Regions from separate parts of the Homo sapiens genome. Here region 2 is linked to region 1. Evidence: chromatin contacts called from ENCODE Hi-C or POLR2A ChIA-PET data. All regions are on one chromosome and are shown on one strand. The core of a region is the stretch at or near the end of the contact, and the rest is flanking DNA. Distances in the headings are between cores, read along the strand shown.

Region 1 (6,140 bases), core at 1,251-3,750:
GTGTGGAATTCTAGATTGCAAATCATTTCCCCTCAGAATTATAAACAGTTTGCTCCAGTTTCTTCTGACTTCCAATGTTGCTACTGAGATGTTCAATGCCATTTTGATTCCTAGTTCTTTGTATGTTATCTGTTATTTTTAGGAAGATTATAGGGTCTCCTTTTTATCCTTAGCGTTCTGAAGGGTTATAAAGATGTGCCTTAGCCTGAACCTTTCTTCTCATTCATTTTGTGGCTCACTTAGCAGGCCCTTTGATACTGAGACTCTTATCCTTTCATTCTGAGAAATTTTCTGGTATTATTTTTTTGATAATTTCCTTCCCTCCATTCTTGCTGGATGTTGGACTTTCAGAATAGATCCTCAAATTTTCTTATCTCTCACATTTTTTCCATCTTTTTGTACTACATTCTGAAGTTTTTATCAATTATTTTTTTTCTTTTTCTTTTCTTTTCTTTTTTTTTTGAGACAGAGTTTCGCTCTGTTGCCCAGGCTGGAGTGCAGTGGTGCGATCTCAACTCACTGCAACCTCCACCTCTTGGTTTCAACCAGTTCTCTGCCTCAGCCTCCCTAGTAGCTGGGATTACAGACACCCACCACCACACCCAGCTAATTTTTTTTTTTTTTGTATTTTTAGTAGAGATGGGGTTTCATCATCTTGGCCAGGCTGATCTTGAACTCCTGACCTCGTGATCCACCCATCTCGGCCTCCCAAAGTGCTGGGATTATAGGTGTGAGCCACTGTGCCCAGACTTTATAAATTATCTTCTATCTTTTCTTTTGAATACTTACTTTAAACTATTCTGCTTTTCAATAGCCAAAATCCCTTTCTTGTTATGATTATTTTATTTTGCACCCTGCGATGGTTTGAATGTCTGTGTCCCCCCAAATTTCTATGTTGAGACCTAACCCCCAACGTGATAGTATTTGTAGATGGGAACCTTTGGGAGGTGATCAGGCCATGAGAATGGAACCCTTATGAATAGTATTAGTGCCTTTATAAAAGAGACCCAAGGGAGTCAGCTCACCCCTTCCTCCACGTGAGGCCACTGCAAGAAGACACTATCTCTGAACCAGAAAGCAGGCCCTCCCCAGACACCAAATCAGCACCTTGATCTTGGATTCCAGTCCCTAGAACCATGAGAAATAAATTTCTTTGTTTATAAACCACCCAGTGTATCATATTTTGTTACGGCATCCTGAAAGTCTAAAATACATCCTATTTCATGGATAAAATGCCTTTTCTTATTTCTCTATAGATAGTAACTATACTACTTTTGAAGATTTGTTCTGTTGTTTCCTCTGTTTTGGTCTTTTTGTTTCATGTTAGAACTTTCCATAAACATCTGGTAATCTTTGGCTATCTGTTAAGATTTCATTATGAGGCACAAAAAACTGGTGGGGGGTTCTGTGTGCATGAATGTGGCTTATTCTCAGAGGCAATCTGGCAGATAATCAGCTTATTCACTGAGGGGATTCTCCCCAGTGTCTGAACTTGAAAGTTTCTTCTCTGCGACCATTGCATTTTTTTTCCAGAGTAGGATCATTTCCTAACTGACTGCCAGTGTTCTGGAAGCAGGTGCAGTGAAGAGCCTAAGAGTCCTACTAATGTGTGTGTGAATTCCGAATCCTTAGTCACCGTGTTCATCCCTAACCCATACTGCCACAAGGACTCTCAAGTCTCACAACTAATTCATTTTAACATGAGAAGATATTAAGAGGGTTAAGAGGTTCTCCATGATTCACCTACTAGTGTGAATTCATATCTTCTCCTTTTGCTTTTCCCCTGGCCCTTAGCTGATATCAACTGCTCTGAGGAAATGGAAGTCTGATTGGTCAGGAAGCAGGAATAGTGGGTAATTTGGGGTCCCAGACCCCCCTTAGCAGGCAAGCAGCCCAGAGGTGGGTAAAGCACTTTAGGAAAGGGTGCTGCAATCCAGGGACTACGGCCCTGGACCTGGACGCCAAAAGGGAGTTGAGAAAGTAGAAAAGAAAACTACTTATGCTTAAATTGTGCTCAGAGCCAGGTCTCTATGCAAAGGAGCAGCAGGTGACCTGATTTCTCCCTCCTGCACTGCAGAGAACCTGCCCTCAAAGACCCAGAGCTCAGCTTCAGTAGAAGTTGAACAGCACTGTGCGAGCGAACCTGAGAACCCAGTCACCCTGAGAAAAACGGTTTCTAGGAGAAAACACATTCTTTGATCCAAACAACCAACTTACAAATGATCTTTTGGACCACGTCCTGCCTGCAAACTGAGGCTCAATTCACCTTTAATGGGCCAGCTCTGGCAGTGCCAAGGGAGAGAGGCCATTAGCAGAAATGAAAAAAGCAAGAAATCTTTTAGTCCATTAGGTTAAAAGAAGATTTTTCATGCTTTATTATTTATGATTTGCGACTTCAGTTACTGTTTCCTGGAACAAATGTTATGATTCAACTTCTATTTACTGAAGCAAATAGATGCTTATCAGCAGTCATGCTACAAATCACAAAGCAGTCAGTAAGGCCTTTGGGGCTGTGGCCTCTTTTGCAATTCTTTGATGTCTTGTCAGGCAACTTATTTTCTGTGCCTTAGAGAGTTTCCAAAAGCTACCACAATCTGATGTGTGTGTGTGTGTGTGTGTGTGTGTGTATACATTTGTGTGTGTATATCTACATGCACTCTTTCTGTCTCTCTTTCTCTCTCTCTCTATATATGGCATATAAATACAGTAAATTCAAAGAATTGAGCAAAAGCAGATTTTGGTTTTTACTTTAAGAATATCATTTCACTTCCTGAAAAATTAGGAATTAGGAGTCCTAAGAATACCACATAGCATTTAGGAAGACTTGAGTGGGAGCTAAGAAAGTTCGAATGAGGGGAGGAAGAAAGTCCCTGGTCAGCCCGGTATAGTGACTCAAGCCTGTAAACCCAGCACTTTAGAAGGCTGAGGTGGGAGGATTGTTTGAGCTCAGGAGTTTGAGATCAGCCTGGGCAACCTAGCAAGACTCTGATCTCTATTAAAAAAAAGAAAGAAAAGAAAGCCTGGGCAGTGGCCTCAGTGAACCCTCGAGGATGCTGTGATCCTCTTGGTGACGTCCCCAGCCTCTGCTTCAGGATGACAGCATGGTCTCCTGCACCATAGCTCGGTCTGAAATTTTCGGTTTTTCTTTCAAGTTCCCCTTTTTCAGTCTTCAAGGGGGATGGAGGAGGTGGCCTGAATAAGACATAAATGAAAGAGGAAGTGTCTCAGCACCAACCAAACGTAAAACAGCGACAGCGACCCACTTAGCTTGTGACCTCTACGGAAATACTGAAGACGTCCTCTGTGTCCTTTTAGACTTTCTGGGGGAGGGGACAGCTGCTGCCCAGAAGCAAGCAGCTTCCTTTTGGCCAGGTCAGTGCAGGGAACCAACAAAGACAGGGACCTGTGGCCAGAAGAAGCACAGCCACAGCAGGTATCTGATTGGACTGAGCCAGGAAAGGCCTTCTTGCCCTTAGGGACCCCTCAAAGCTTCTTTCCCACAAGCTGGAAACTGCTTGGCTCACTGCTGTCCTAAATGCAGGTGCCAGCCGAGGGGGTTACCCTAGGACCGTGAGCCATTAACAGCTTGTCTCAAATACGCTTCTCCAAGGCAGTCAGCGACTCCCCACTGAACACCTGTGGGTTCCTGCTGGTGCTAACTTAGGCACAGGGCTAGCAGGTCCCTCCCCTGTAGCAGATGATGAGAGCAAGTGTGGTGCAGGAGGAACTGGAAAGAGAGCATCGTCAGAGGCGACACTTGCGTGGATTAAAACCATATATTCTTGTGCAATGTAAAATTGCCAACTTGCATCAGCATAACGAAGGACACACTTAGAATAGAAAAGCTGAGGAGGACAGAAGAATAGGAAGAACAACAAAATCATGCCTGGTCCTTTTGCCCAGAAATGACCCATGTGAATCTTGGCTGAACTTTTAGACTTTTTCGCGGTGCACATTTCTGAACATAATTTGACAACGTGGGACCTCTAGAATTGTACATTCTAATTTTTCAGTCCATTTATTTCTTATTCCAGAAAGAATCCATATATAAGGATGGCTCATCACAGTGTTGTTTTTAATTGTGAAAAGCTGAAAAATGGATGCTCGCCACTAGTGTTTATAAATAAATTCAATAAAGTTATGCTCTCACAATAAAATATTATGTAATCATTTAAAAGAATAATCTCATGCTCTGCGTATTATCATGGAAGGATGTCCACAAGGTCTTGCTGAAATTTTTTTAAAAGTCCCAAAACAGTGTATATATAATTTGAGACTATTGATATAAAAATATGGGTGTATATGTGTGTAAAAAAAGATGTTTGGGCCGGGCACGGTGGCTCACGCCTGTAATCCCAACCTTTTTGGGGCTGAGGTGGGCGGATCACTTGAGGTCAGGAGTTTGAGACCAGCCTGGCCAACATGGTGAAACTCCGTCTCTACTAAAATAAAAATAAAAAAAATTAGCTGGATGTGGTGGTGCATGCCTGTAATCCCAGCTACTCCAGAGGCTGAGGCAGGAAAATCGCTTGAGCCAGGGAGGCGGAGGTTGCAGTGAGCCGAGATCTCACCACTGCACTCCAGCCTGGGTGACAGAGCGAGACTCCATCTCAAAAAAAAAAAAAAAAGGATGTTTGCCAAAATGTTAATAATGGTTGTCTTTAGAAGGAGGGCTTTTTGTGCTGTTTACTTTCTTCTTGATATTTTTTAGCAATTTGTTTTTGCAATGAGCATTTACTAGTTTTATATTTTTTAAACTATTTACCTTGAAAAAATTAGGTAAATCTATACTTACCATATAAAATACATTTATTTTGTAGTGAGTGAAAATGAGGGTTACAAAATATATACATAGTATAATATCATGTTCATATTTTATAGTTTTATACATAAATTTACATATTTTAGTTTAAGTGTTTATAAATACAAAAATACATTCACACATTTGAACATATATATAATATGCATATACATTTTACATGTATATATAAAAAGTTTTAAAACATATATTTTTATTTTTTAAGATTACTCTTTTTTTCTTTTTTTTTTTTGAGACAGAGTCTCACACTGTCGCCCAGGCTGGAGTAGAGTGGCACGATCTTGGCTCACTGCAACCTCCACCTCCCGGCTTCAAGCGATTCTCTCGCCTCAGCTTCCCAAGTAGCTGAGGTTACAGGCGCCCACCACCACGCCCAGCTAATTTTTTGTATTTTTAGTAGGGACGAGGTTTCACTACATTGGCCAAGCTGGTCTCAAACTCCTGACCTCGTGATCCACCTGCCTCAGCCTCCCAAAGTGTTGGGATTACAGGCGTGAGCCACTGTGCCTGGCCAAGATTACTCTTATATTTTGAATAATAATTGTATTTCCATTCTGGGGAAAAGAGTAATATTTTGGAAACCAGGCGCAGTGGCTCACGCCTGTAATCCCAGCACTTTAGGAGGCCGAGGCGGATGGATCATCTGAGGTCAGGAGTTCGAGACCACCCTGGCCAACATAGCAAAACCGTGTCTCTACTAAAAATACAAAAATCAGCCAGGCATGGTGGCGGGCACCTATAATCCCAGCTACTCGGGAGTCTGAGGCAGGATAATTTCTTGAACCTGGGAGGTGGAGGTTGTAGTGAGCCGAGATTGTGCCACTGCATTCCAGCCTGGTGGACCGAGTGAGACCCTATCTCAAAAAAAAAAAAAAAAAGTATGATTTTGGGCTAAGTCTTGGAGGGGTAGGGACGGCCAGTCCAGGGCAGCCCAGGCTGAGGGCACAGCATGTACCAAAAACACAAAGCCACAGCAGAGCAGGGCCATGCGTGGCACACGCTGCTCCTGGCACCTGATAGCACCAGTGTTCTGTCCTCCTGGAAACTCTCCTCTTGCATTTCTGGGTCACTGTTCTCTCCAGGCTGCCCAGTCAGCCAAGCAGGCACCTGGGCACAGAGGGGCCCTGAGGGATTGAGGCTGTCCCGGGTAGGGGCTCCGTAAGGGGGAAGCCAACCTACTTTGCAGTGTTCCTGAGGCTCAGGCCCGTGTGCCACAGTGAGAGGGCGCGAACTCCACGGTCCGTGGACTTGGGTTCAGCTGAGGCACCACCAGCTCCTGGGTGGCACTCGGCCAAGGCACTTTACCTCCCTGGGACTCAGT
Region 2 (6,140 bases), core at 2,055-4,554, 170 kb after region 1:
TGCTGTTTTCTGTTCCACTAACCCTGGGAGCTGTCATCCTTCCATGCCTTTGCCCATGGTGTTCTATCACTTTCTGTTCAGCAAAATCCTTTCTTGTTAAGCTCCATCTTTCCTTAAAAGCCACCCCAGAATCTCCCAGTCAGGATGAATCTGCGAGTCTTCACATGCAGGGATGGGATCTGTGTCTGTGGAGCACACCTTAGTCCTGGTTGCATTAGAGTCACTCAGTGCCCACCTGGCTCCTGTACCAGATGGGGAACCCCTGTGTCCACCTTTGCATTTTGAGGTCCCTCTCAGTGCAGTGGAAATTGCCCTGCACAACTTTCAAAATTGTTCTCGTCAGTCGGCTTTTTCCTGTTCTGTCTTGCAGATTGAAGCGCTCGTGAAGGACATGCAGAACCCAGAGACAGGGGTCCGAATGCAGAACCAGAGGGTCCTGGTCACCAGCGTTCCTCATGCCATGACAGGTGATGTAGCTTGCACTTTAGTCTTGGCCTGGAATAGACCCCACAGGCCCAATACGGCCCACCTCCTGTGTTTGTAAAAAACTTTATTTTTGGCCAGGTGCAGTGGCTCACGCCTGTAATCCCAGCACTTTGGGAGGCCGAGGCGGGTGGATCACAAGGTCAGGAGATCAAGACCATCCTGGCTAACACGGTGAAACCTTGTCTCTATTAAAATACAAAAAATTAGCTGGGCATGGTGGCAGGTGCCTATAGTCCCAGCTACTCGGGAGGATGAGGCAGGAGAATGGCCTGAACCTGGGAGGCAGAGCTTTCAGTGAGCAGAGATTGCGCCATTGCACTCCAGCCTGGGCGACAGAGCGAGACTCCGTCTCAAACAAAACAAAACAAAACAAAACAAAGCTTTATTTCTAAATAAAGTTTTATTGGAACATATCCATGTTCACTCATTTATGTATTGTCTATGGCTGCTCTTACACTACAATGGCAGAGTTAAAATATATAGTTGTGGCCAGGCACAGTGGCTTACACCTACAATCCCAGCACTTTGGGAGGCCGAGGCAGGTGGATCACCTGAGGTCGGGAGTTCGAGACCGGCCTGACCAACATGGTGAAACCCCATCTCTTCTAAAAATACAAAAATTAGCCAGGCATGGTGGTGCATGCCTGTAATCCCAGCTACTCGGGAGGCTGAGGCATGAGAATCACTTGAACCCGGGAGGCGGAGTTTGCAGTGAGCCAAGATCGCACCACTGCACTCCAGCCTGGGTGACAGAACAAGACTCCCACAAAGCTGAAATGTTTATTTACTATCTAGCGCTCTACAGAGTACATTTGCTGACTCCTGGACTAAAGTCTTCCTCTGAGGAAGGGGTCAGGAGGGAGAAAAGGACTCAACAGGTCATTTCTTGAAGCCATTCCTCCCAGAAGGTCATTTTAGAAACCTTCACTGTCATTTTTTGTTTTGTTGTTTTGTTTGCTTTGTTTTAATGAAACCAAGTAGCAGAAAAAAAAATACTATTTAGCAGAAAAAAGTTGGCCTTTGTTTTGCTCCACCGTTTACCTTCTAATTCATTTCAGGCCCTTCTCAACTGCCCTGTGGGAGTGGTGCCACTGTCTCCTCTCTGTGTGTGGGGGTGAGGTGCCTACAGAGCATCATTTGGGGATATTGGCAAGAAGGGCTGGACGCCAATATTAAGAGAGCATTTTGGTTAATGTGTTACCTGTTTTCTGATCTTGATTTTGCAGTAAAGACAATGTTTCATACTTAGGCGTATTGCCTGCAGAAGCAGACAGCTTCTCATAGCCCAAGCCCGGGCCTCACCACGGCTGTGCTCAATGTGAGGCCTCCCTCTCTATGCCACCCCTGACCTGACTATTTATTTTTCACTCAAGGTGCCCTAGTCTTTGCAGAGACAAGCTGGCTCACAGCTTCCCCTTTCCCTTTCTGACTGCTTAGAAGAAAGGATGCCCCCACCAGCAATGTGTCACTCAGGTTTCCTTGCATGCAAGCAACAGAAGACCCACTCTTTTGTTGGAGCAAAAGGGGAAGTAATTGAAATGCTATAGAGCAGCTCATGGAGGAAAAGGAAACACTGACAAGCCAGACTTTGGAAAGGCCAAGAACCAGCGTAGCTCTGGGCACCCAAAGAGTGGAAACAGGGGGCAGACTTTTCAGGGTGCCTTTGTGTCCCCCATCACCTCAGATGCAGCTGGGGCAATTCTTCCTGAAGGCATCCCTGACCCTGTCCCCCTCCCTGCCTTTGACTGTCATTAATTTTGGCCTGAATTCTCTACTGGACTGGGGCCCTTTAAGGGAAAGTACCTTGTCTTGCTCATCTGGGTAATCCCAATGCTTCTCAGAGCTGTGTTTGTAACAGATGGTTAGTAAAAGTTTATTGAATGCATGAGTCACTTATTGTCTGTCCTTGTGTGGAGAGTGAAGGATTAAATCCTTCAGGTGTCTTTTCTAGCTGTAGCCCTGGTCTCAGTTTACTTTCTCCATTGTTTTTGTTTGTTTGTTTTGTTTTGTTTGTTTGTTTTGAGACAGGGTCTCATGCTGTCTCCCAGGCTGGAGTGCAGTCATAAAATTATGGCTCACTGCAGCCTTGACCTCCTGGGCTCAAGTGATCCTCCTGCCTCGGTTTTCCAAAGTGCTGGGATTACCAGCTTGAGACTCCACAGCTGGCCAGTTTTCTCATTTTTAATGCAAGAATGGCAATCCCTCCCTAAGGGAACGAGTGCAGGAAGGAAGTGAGAGAGTTCTGTGCAGGTGCTGAGTATGCAGTGGGTGCTGGATGGTGGTGGTAGCTAGTGCTTTCCCACACATTGTCTGTTAACACTCACAATAAAGTTAAGGGTAGATATGACTGCCCACTTTTTGCACATGGGGTTATGGAGACCAAAGAGTTTCAGCAACTTGCCTTCATGTCCTTAAGCTCATTTCATGAGTGAGCTTGAATTTCAGCCCAGCAATGTGACTCCAGAGTCCATATATATATTTTATTTTTACTTATACTTTTTTTTGAGACAGGGTCTTTCTCTGTTGCTCAGGCTGGAGTGCAGTGGCACTATCTTGGCTCATTGCAGCTTCTGCCTCCTGGGTTCAAGCGATTCTCATGCCTCAGCTCCGGAGTAGCTAGGATTACAGGCACCCACCACCACATCCAACTAATTTTTGTATTTTTAGTAGAGATGAGATTTCACTATGTTGGTCAGGCTGATCTCGAACTCCTGACCTCAGGTGATCCACCCGCCTCGGCCTCCCAAAGTGCCGGGATTACAGGCATGAGCCACCGCGCCCAGCCCAGAGTCCATATTCTTATCTACTGTCAGTTGTGCACCAGCTGCTTTCCTTCCCTGCACACGGGGCACACTTGGTTCCTGGATTTGGGCGAGGTCGCCCATCCTGCCATGGCTTCCTTGTTCCTCCTGCACAGGTGAATTCCAGCTGCTGTAGAAACAACACAGGGAGAAGCCCTGGTCCTGCAACAACAGCACCGATAAAAAAAAATTATTTAACTTCTTGGACGGCAGGCGTCCCAGGGCTTCCTCGGGACAAAGGTGGCTGATGCGGGAGGCTGAGCAGCCTGCCAGGCTGTCAACGTAGACCGCGTGGTACAGATGCTGGTGGCACCATAATCTCATTTGATCTATTTCGGGAGGCAGTCAAGTGGATGAGAAAGCCCTCGGCTCCTCGGTGGAGAGAGCTAATCAGTCTGATGTCTGCCTAGGTCTGTCTCTCTGCCTGCGCACCACTGTGTAGCATTTAAAGAGAGAGACTTGGTGTGGAAAGTCTAAACACCCAGTCCTAGGAGTTTAGATGAAGGATTTTGCTTTTGAACAGCCATCCAGGAGTGAATGATGCTAAGAGCAACAGAGGGAGAACCATGGAAAGCCATGACAGTGTGCATGTGGACACTGACAGAGATCATGGCTGGACATTTGTGTCCTAGGGTGTGGGCATGAAGGGAAGAATTACAGGTTGTCTACACCCAGCCATGGTCGTAGGCAGGCAATTACGCCCAGAGAGCGTGTATATGGGTCATAAGAAGAAATGTCCCTGCACCGCCTCCGAGGAGGGAAGTATCATTGGCAATTATCCAGACATAAGAACACAGGGAGTGGAGTCTCAATCCTGGCCCTCTTCTTTGATGTGTTATGTGGGCCTGTTTCCATGCAGACAGGCTTCCAGCTTGGCCTTTGGAAAGCAGGCTAAGATTGCTGGAAAATGTGACCATTGGCATCTGCACGATGGTATCTGTGATGCGGTGCTTCGTTCCAGGGCACCTTGTCTATCTTCTGAGATGCTATTACCTTGTGCCTACGAGCTGTACCTTCTGCTTGTGAGGTGAGAGGGCCCAGGCTGAGGGAAGGGGCTCAGAGCTTCTGTGGGGTCGTACGGCAGCTCTGGGCTTGTTGGTGGAACTTGGCTTGCCTTGACCCTTAGATAAATCTGAATCCTTGAGGGGAGCAGGTGGGTGGGACGGGTGTACGGGTGCACATTCTCTCCTGGCCTCTGAGCCCGCCTCTCCTGCTGTTTTTCATGCCATTTTTTCATGTTTTTTTGTGTGTTGTTCCCAAGCCAGCCCCTAAGATTTGCAGGGCCTGGGGCGAGAGTACACATGGAGCCTTCATTCCATCATCTAAAGTTATAAATCAACTAGGATAGGTCCCAACCTCCTACCCTGACAAAAGTACCTTCACAATGTCATGGAAGGCCAGGTTCAAGTTTAGAAGTTTCTGACTCCTCGGAGTTCTGCCTGGGAACTTGGGGAGTTGGAGAGCCGGCCCCAGCCCTCAGCCTGTCCTCTTCTCATCCCTGTCTCTGTTTTACTCCCAGAGTCCCAGCTTGGTCCAGAGCCCTGCAAACAGCTTGCCTCGGGTCTGTTTTGTGTGTGTGTATGTGTGTGTGTGTGTGTTTAGACTTAGCCTATTTACTATCCAGTTAGTGAATAACAGACCATGTACAAGTTATCGTCAGGTAAAAGATCAATACAACAAGAGATGTAAAGATGAAGCGTGTGTGTATGTATGTGTGGGCTGGGGGTGCGTGCGGTGTTAAGTTGCACATCTGCTGGAGTCAGATCATGGATAGCCTTGAATTACAGGCTGCAGAGCTGGGACTGAGCATGATGAGGTGGGGGTTTCTGAAGGTTCTGAGCGAAGAGGAATGAAATCGCAGCTGAACGGGAAGGAGACCAGTCAGGCAACAGCGTGGAGGAGCGGGGATGTGTCAGGAGGCTATGACAATAACCGCAAATGTCTCTTGTTTTTCAGGAAGTGATGTTCTGCAATGGATCGTCCAGCGGCTTTGGATCTCCAGTCTGGGTGAGAGCTCATCTGGCACTCAGTTATCCGGGACAGCTTTGTGTACAGCACCATGGGAGAAACTAAATAGAGACTTAGCCTGTGTTTCTGAGAAATTTACATTTTAATTGGACAGACATGACCTTCGTGTGTAAAAGTACCAGAATCAAAAGCAAAGGCAGGATAATTTGGGGACGAAAGAGTTATTTTGTACAAAATATTTAGAGCATAAATAACAGGGATAAGTGGGGAGGACTCAGTCAAGAAAGTCCTGGAGGGGGTGCTGTGTATAGCTGGTCTTGAAAGAAGTGATGCTTGTGAATTGGTGAAGAGGAGCTCTGAGGGTCTTCCTATAAGGGGACACTAGCAAGAGCAATGGTTTAGAAATGGAATGAGTGGAAAGTGGAGGAGTGACAAGGGAGATTGAGAGTCATGGCTCCAGATGGCTATGGAGGGTGGCAGAGGGGTGGAAGAGCACCTGCAGATCTGGGAGATAGGCAATAGGAAGCCACAGGCAATTTTTGAGCATGGCAATGTGCCTGATAATCATATTTCAGCTAGGGTGCCTCGCAGTGTCAGGCCTCTGAGCCCAAGCTAAGCCATCATATCCCCTGTGGCCTGCACGTATACATCCAGATGGCCTGAAATGAACTGAAGAATCACAAAAGAAGTGATATTTACATGGCCTGTTCCTGACTTAACTGATGACATTCCACCACAAAAGAAGTGAAAATGGCCAGTCCTTGCCTTAACTGAGGGCATTACCTTGTGAAATTCCTTCTCCTGGCTCATCCTGGCTCAAAAAGCTCCCCCACTGAGCACCTTGTGACCCCCCACTCCTGCCCGCCAGAGAACAACCCCCCCTTT

The links. Hi-C counts contacts between places; a loop is a spot of excess contacts on that map. ChIA-PET counts read pairs that join two places held with the same protein, here RNA polymerase II (POLR2A). Pooled maps may share reads with other maps.
Region 2: a loop to region 1 is called in a pooled map, with 2.6 times the contacts of the local background. The contact joins two enhancer-like sites. A Hi-C loop is called at or near these places in 2 of 50 pooled maps. POLR2A ChIA-PET finds 5 or more read pairs at or near these places in 6 of 52 experiments (AG04450, B cell, H1 and 3 more).

Annotation. Positions count from the first base shown.
Region 1 is chr17:64,982,856-64,988,995 of GRCh38, forward strand. No RefSeq gene overlaps it. Among named protein-coding and RNA genes, the nearest start is that of LRRC37A3, 66 kb to the left of the region's middle. RefSeq lists enhancers at 2,051-2,330, 2,948-3,247, 3,528-3,577. Within about 2 kb of position 2,501, at least 28 of the 41 ENCODE cell types and tissues checked have a DNase peak (open chromatin) inside an H3K27ac peak, as active enhancers do.
Region 2 is chr17:65,153,052-65,159,191 of GRCh38, forward strand. It overlaps RGS9 (regulator of G protein signaling 9), which reads left to right. Exons shown (of 19, transcript NM_003835.4): 2 at 371-467; 3 at 5,244-5,294. Among named protein-coding and RNA genes, the nearest start is that of RGS9, 19 kb to the left of the region's middle. RefSeq lists an enhancer at 2,225-2,384. Within about 2 kb of position 3,305, at least 5 of the 41 ENCODE cell types and tissues checked have a DNase peak (open chromatin) inside an H3K27ac peak, as active enhancers do.